2 separate regions of the Homo sapiens genome follow, and region 1 is linked to region 2. The links are chromatin contacts, found by Hi-C or POLR2A ChIA-PET in ENCODE. All regions are on one chromosome and are shown on one strand. Each heading gives the region's core, a stretch centred on a gene start or an enhancer-like site at or near the end of the contact. The rest is flanking DNA. Distances are from core to core; before and after follow the strand shown.

The links. A loop is a pair of places that touch in the nucleus more often than their neighbours do. ChIA-PET counts read pairs that join two places held with the same protein, here RNA polymerase II (POLR2A). Pooled maps may share reads with other maps.
Region 1: a map of endothelial cell of umbilical vein shows a loop between it and region 2 (3-fold over the local background). The contact joins two enhancer-like sites. A Hi-C loop is called at or near these places in 3 of 168 maps with a recorded cell type or tissue (aorta, endothelial cell of umbilical vein and posterior cingulate gyrus), 2 of 37 single-sample maps with no recorded cell type and 7 of 50 pooled maps. POLR2A ChIA-PET finds 5 or more read pairs at or near these places in 1 of 52 experiments (H1).

Annotation. Positions count from the first base shown.
Region 1 is chr11:8,067,774-8,070,473 of GRCh38, reverse strand. It overlaps TUB-AS1 (TUB antisense RNA 1), which reads right to left. Exons shown (of 3, transcript NR_120538.1): 3 at 1,101-2,700. It also overlaps a transcript of TUB not described here. Among named protein-coding and RNA genes, the nearest start is that of TUB-AS1, 9.1 kb to the right of the region's middle. Within about 2 kb of position 1,418, at least 18 of the 41 ENCODE cell types and tissues checked have a DNase peak (open chromatin) inside an H3K27ac peak, as active enhancers do.
Region 2 is chr11:7,890,946-7,893,645 of GRCh38, reverse strand. The region is part of intron 1 of LOC283299 (a long non-coding RNA gene); the gene reads left to right. Among named protein-coding and RNA genes, the nearest start is that of OR10A6, 39 kb to the left of the region's middle. Within about 2 kb of position 1,390, at least 3 of the 41 ENCODE cell types and tissues checked have a DNase peak (open chromatin) inside an H3K27ac peak, as active enhancers do.

The sequences.
Region 1 (2,700 bases), core at 169-2,668, 180 kb before region 2:
ATAAAAAGATGGAAAAATAGCCAAGAACATTTCTATAAAAAAATTATCATTTGCAAAATGAGAATGAAAAAGATCTCATTTACAGTGGTACAAGACTACATATGAAAAGTTTTAAAATAATACCAATGAGACTGATTTGTGATTCATATAAAGAAGATTATAAAATGCAACTGAGATTTATAAAAAGAACTTGAAGAAATGGAGATTCCTAATGTATTTCTATATGATAGGAAGACTGTTTTAAAGACAGTCATTCTTCCTAAATGAGACTTCATTTAGTTCAAAGCAAAATTCCAAGGGGATTCTGAAACTTGATAATGTACAGAGATTTTTTTATGCTTCCCTGTGGTGATGATTTAAGGAAAGGAGGGCGAGCCCCAAGATGGTTTGTGAACGTGGGCTCTGTGATAAGAAAGCCAGTGTGGCCATGTTGCCTCGCTGGCTAGTGTCGATCAGCAACACCACCTCCATTTTCCCGTGAGAGCATGCCCACACGGTGCGGCCATCCTGCCCCACATCCCAGGATGGCAGATTAGTGGGCAGCAGTGAGAGTTTGGGGTAGTCAGGGCATTGGTGCCCCCACTACTCTCTTTTTTGCCTGTTTCTCTCAATCAATGGCCGTTTTTACCATTTTCAGAGCCATGAATTAAGAGTGGCCAATTCAGCTGACCTGTGTGGATGCCCATGATTAGGGCAGACTGGGATAAGCTACTCGTCTGCCCCTAATTCCTCTAGATAACCCAGGTATAGATTATCTGGAAGGAAAAAAAAACAACAGCAAAAAACAAAAACAAACAAAACAGGTAAGAAAAGCAAAGACATTTCCGATGACGGCTAATGAGAGGAGCGCCAATCCCATTAGATAGGAAAATAAAAGACATTTCTGATGACGGCTAATGAGAGGAGCACCAATCCCATTAGATAGGAAAATACACATCTGCAACAACTGAAGCAGTGTGACGGTGGACAGGAATGTCATGTGAAACGTCAATGGAAGAAAACAAGCAACCCAGAAATCTACTCTAAGAACTTAATTTCTCTACAAGAATTTAGGGTTAATTACCCCCCCCCCCCGAAAGAATACAAAGAATACTAAATTTAAAAATGAGAGTGTAAAATCATTATGACAAAAGTGTAAAATAAAGTGTCCTGTGGTTATCTGGAAGGGGACAAAGAGAGGTTCCAGAGCTATGAGACTGGGCTGATTTTCAGCATAAGCAATTGTTGTTATTGTAGTAGGTGGTTTGTGTAGAGAAAAAGCAAAGATGGAATGGTTCAGCAAAGCAGAAAGCACACTGGGCTAGAAGCCAGGGGTCTGAATTCCAACCACAACTCCTCCCTGTGGAGTGATCGTGGGCTAGGTCTTTCTCATTTCTGGGCCTCACTCCAACATTTCAAAGATAAAGAATTAACACAGATGACCTGCAGCGGCCCTTCCTGCTCAGTCTTCTGGGATTCAACGATCATTCCCCATTTGTGGTTTCTACAGCAGGACTCGACGGGAGTGCAGAAAGAAACTCAGATCTTTCCTGCCCCAAATCGCGGAGTGACCTCGTAGGCCGGCCCTGTTCATTTCAGTACTGAGGCTCGCACTGCACCCAGCCCCGTCAGTCACGGGGACCCAGAGATGACTAACACAGGGCACTGGCCTGTGAAGATCATGGGTTACTGGAGGACACAGATGGACACAGATAACAAACAATAATCCCAGGTGGTATGAAGTCAACCCAGCCAGAGGTGAAGACCCGTGGGGGCACAGCAGAGAGAGCCAGAGGAGTCTGACAGGGAACCAGGCAGGGCTTTGCAGCAGAGACGGCCTTTGAGGCTGGGTATTAAAGGATACAGAGCTCAGTAAAGGTAGACGGGGTGAGGAAGCCACGGGAGTTAGGAAAGCATTGGGGTGGACGGCCTGCCTGGCTGTAACACGTGGGGAATGAGTAGGGAGAAGAAGGGTCTTGGAGAGGTTATATGGGACTGGGGAAGTTGGTCTGGAACAGGGCCAGGCTGCCTGTAAACAATGGAAAATTGCAGGGGTGCAGGGGTGTGGTGGTGCTGGGGAAGTGATCCCGCCTGTAAGGGAGGGGATCATAGGCAGCCCTGGCAGCAGGGTCTGTGGTGAAGCCAGAGGGAATTAGAGATACCAGTGAGCAGGCTCTTCAATAGCCCAGGGCAGAGCTAGATGCGGCCCAGGAGGGGCCTGAGGTCAGTGGTACAGCTGAGGCAAGCCCATGGGACCCGAGGCAGGACAGCACAGCGGCAGGAAAAGCACAACTGAGGCCAGACAGCCTGGGCTCTTTGTCCGGGCTCTGCCTAACTGTGTAACCTAAGGCTGTTTAACGATTTCCGCCTCGGTTTTCTTATCTGCAAACAAGTGGAATGGTTTTTAGGGACGTCAGGGGATTCCATGATTTAATAAATAAAAGCTTTTAGCATGGTGCCTGCACTAAGTGCTCTATTCATGGTGGCGATGGCGATAGAAGAGCTGCATGTTGGAGGAAGAGGGGTCTGGACAGTGGCTCCTCAGGGAACCCAGTGGGAATAGCAGGTTTGAGAAGGGGTTGGGCATTGTGAGTTACTATTCAGATGTGCCAGGTTTGAGCGTCTGCAGGTCACCCCATTGCAAGTGACTGGAAAAGCGCATCTGGAGCTTAGAGACAGGATGTGTGAGGAGAGGGAAATTCAGGGAATCCTGAGCCCGGG
Region 2 (2,700 bases), core at 141-2,640:
ATACCCATATTTAAGAAATCAAATTGACAGGACTTGGTAAGGATTATATGTGGGGAGAGGGTAGGAGAAAGGTGTCAGGGATAAGCCTACCTTTCTGGTTGGAGGAGAGAGTGGATGGGGGTTCCATTTGTTGAGATATGGATTGCTGGAAGAGAGGGCTTTTGGGGGTGAAATCCAGTTTTGAATGACTAAGGTGTCAGATGCCTGCATGAAATCAGTCAAATAGATAGCTGGGGTATATAGGTCAGGCTCAAAACGGAGGTCTGAATTGTGGGGACAGAGTTAGAAAGCAATACCTAGAGAGGGCTGCCTGATCCAGGGAGGATCTTCTTAAGCTGGAGAGATTGCAGAATGTTTGAAGTCCCATGAAAAAAATCCAATAGAGGAGAGAGATTGAATCAGTGTGGCACAGGCCCTGTGCTGATGTGGTTTGTATCTGAGGAAGAGACAGACACAAATGGATGTAGTATGTGCAAACCAGAGGGAAGAGTAGAGACCCATGATGTTACAGGGCTTCCAGAGACCAAGCAGTTCAAATTAAGAGACCAGGGGACAGGGTAGCAAGGACAAAGGAAGTGGATCTAAGAAGAAGCTTGAGGGTGAAGCCTCCAAGCCCTAGATGAATAAAAACTCCAGGAAATAGTTGGCGCTTTATGCCAAAAGATAGACTAAATTCTTACTGCCATCTAATGGCTACAGTGTGTAATTGCTATACTCTCACGGCTGAAAGTCCAGGGAATTAAACTTGCTTATGGTTTACCAACATTTATCTCTATAGGCATGGTGGCTCATGCCTATGATCCCAGCACTTTTGGAGGTTGAGGCAGGAGGATCTCTTGAGCCCAGGAGTTCCAGACCAGCTTGGGCAACATAGGGAGACCCCGTCCCTTAAAAAAATAGCCAGTATTTATTGAATACTCTATACCTTACTAAGTCCCTTACGTGTATGAACTCATTTAATCTTCACAACAATACCATTTGACAAAGGAGCTGAAAGATACTAAATAATTTGTCCAAATATTCAAAATTATTTTGTGACAGGGTAGGACTAGAACACAGATTTCTTGGACTTCAGAGTTTGTGCTTTTGACTAGTAGGTGTATTCTACTGTCTCTCATGTGATAAAAGAACAGGAACTGAAAGTACCCCCATGTTGGGCTTAAGTGCCCCAGGCATTGCGTTAGTGACTGTGCACTAAGATCTTGTCTCCAATATGTAGCTCAGGCTCAAACAGCCTTACAGAGGTGGCCAGATTGGGTAGACTGTATGCCTGGAATAATAGGTCTTAAGCAGAGATTGTGGGCAGAGTTGTTCAAATCAATACTGGATGTTCTTGGAGGTCTGACACACTGCCTGAGATCATCACGTGTCCTTGTGCAACTCTTTTGGCATCCAAAGAATCCATCCCATCAGCGTATGCAATTTGGGCATAAGATACAACCACTTCTGGGAAGTACATAAGGGCAATTCTTTTTAGAAAGTTCGTGTTTCCCCTATCTTTTGGCTTCTCAGACAGGCCTTTATAAAGGTGGGGAAAATCAGGCGTTTATTACGAATGAAAATTTGTTCAGTCTCTGTGATTATTGTTGCCAAATATTACCTGCTTTTTGCTAACATTGTAGCCTTTGCTAAAAAACTCTATGGACTGCTGATACTTGGTAGTTTATAGAATTTCAAGTCACTGTTTCAAAAGAAAATTGTAGTAAATCTATTTTTGGTGTTAGGGCCAGATGTCATTATAAGGATGTCTGGACAAGAGGCTGGAAGTCCTTGTAGGTCAGGATGGCCGAAAGTAGCAGAAATATGAAGAGCAGAGCACAGATGCTCCCACTTTCATAATTGTAAACTTGTCTCTTGGTCTATTGCTTTGCTTTGTGTTTCATTCAGATAAAGCTATTCAATGACCATCTTTTAGTGCGGTTTTGTTTAGAATAGTTGTCCTGAGAGTTGGTTTTGGGGCCTCTGGGAGACCCTGAGACACTTTTATGAGTACTGTGAGATCAAAATTATTTTCATAGTAATTTAAAAATATTATTTGCCTTTTATCTCTCATTTGCCCAAGAATGTACAGTAGTCTTCCAGAAGCTACATGATGCATTATATCACAACAGATTGAATGCAGAAACAGAATTCAGCTGTGTTCTAAGCCAGATATTAAAGAGATTTGCAAAAATGTAAAACAATAACATCCTTTTAAATATCTTTGATCAAAATTGTTATTTCTGTCAACATGTAACGGAGTTATTATTATTTTTGAATGAGTTAAATAAATGTTTTTAAATGTCTTAGTTTTAATATTGAATATAGTAAATATGAATTGCTATAATCTTCATAAACAAAAACTCTTTGGGGTTTTCTAGAAATTTTAGAAGTATAAAGGAGTCTTGAGACCAAAAAGTTTCAGAATGTTGGCTGGGAGAATTCACTATAGTCAATTTCTCAATGACTTTGAGAGGAAGGATGTATGTCCTGATTCCCCCCACCTCAGGAAACAAGAGGCAGCAGGAAATACATGTATTTACGGGTCCCTGGTCTCCTTGTGTCAAACATCGCTCTCTGCATGGTTGATCTGTTTCCTTGGTAACCTAACTGTAGCTGTCACCTGTGGCCTATTAACAGCCTCCCCTGGCCAGTTGGATTCTACAGGGCAATGACTGGGAATAATTAGGAAACTTGGTAAGGAAGTTTCCTCCAGCAGGA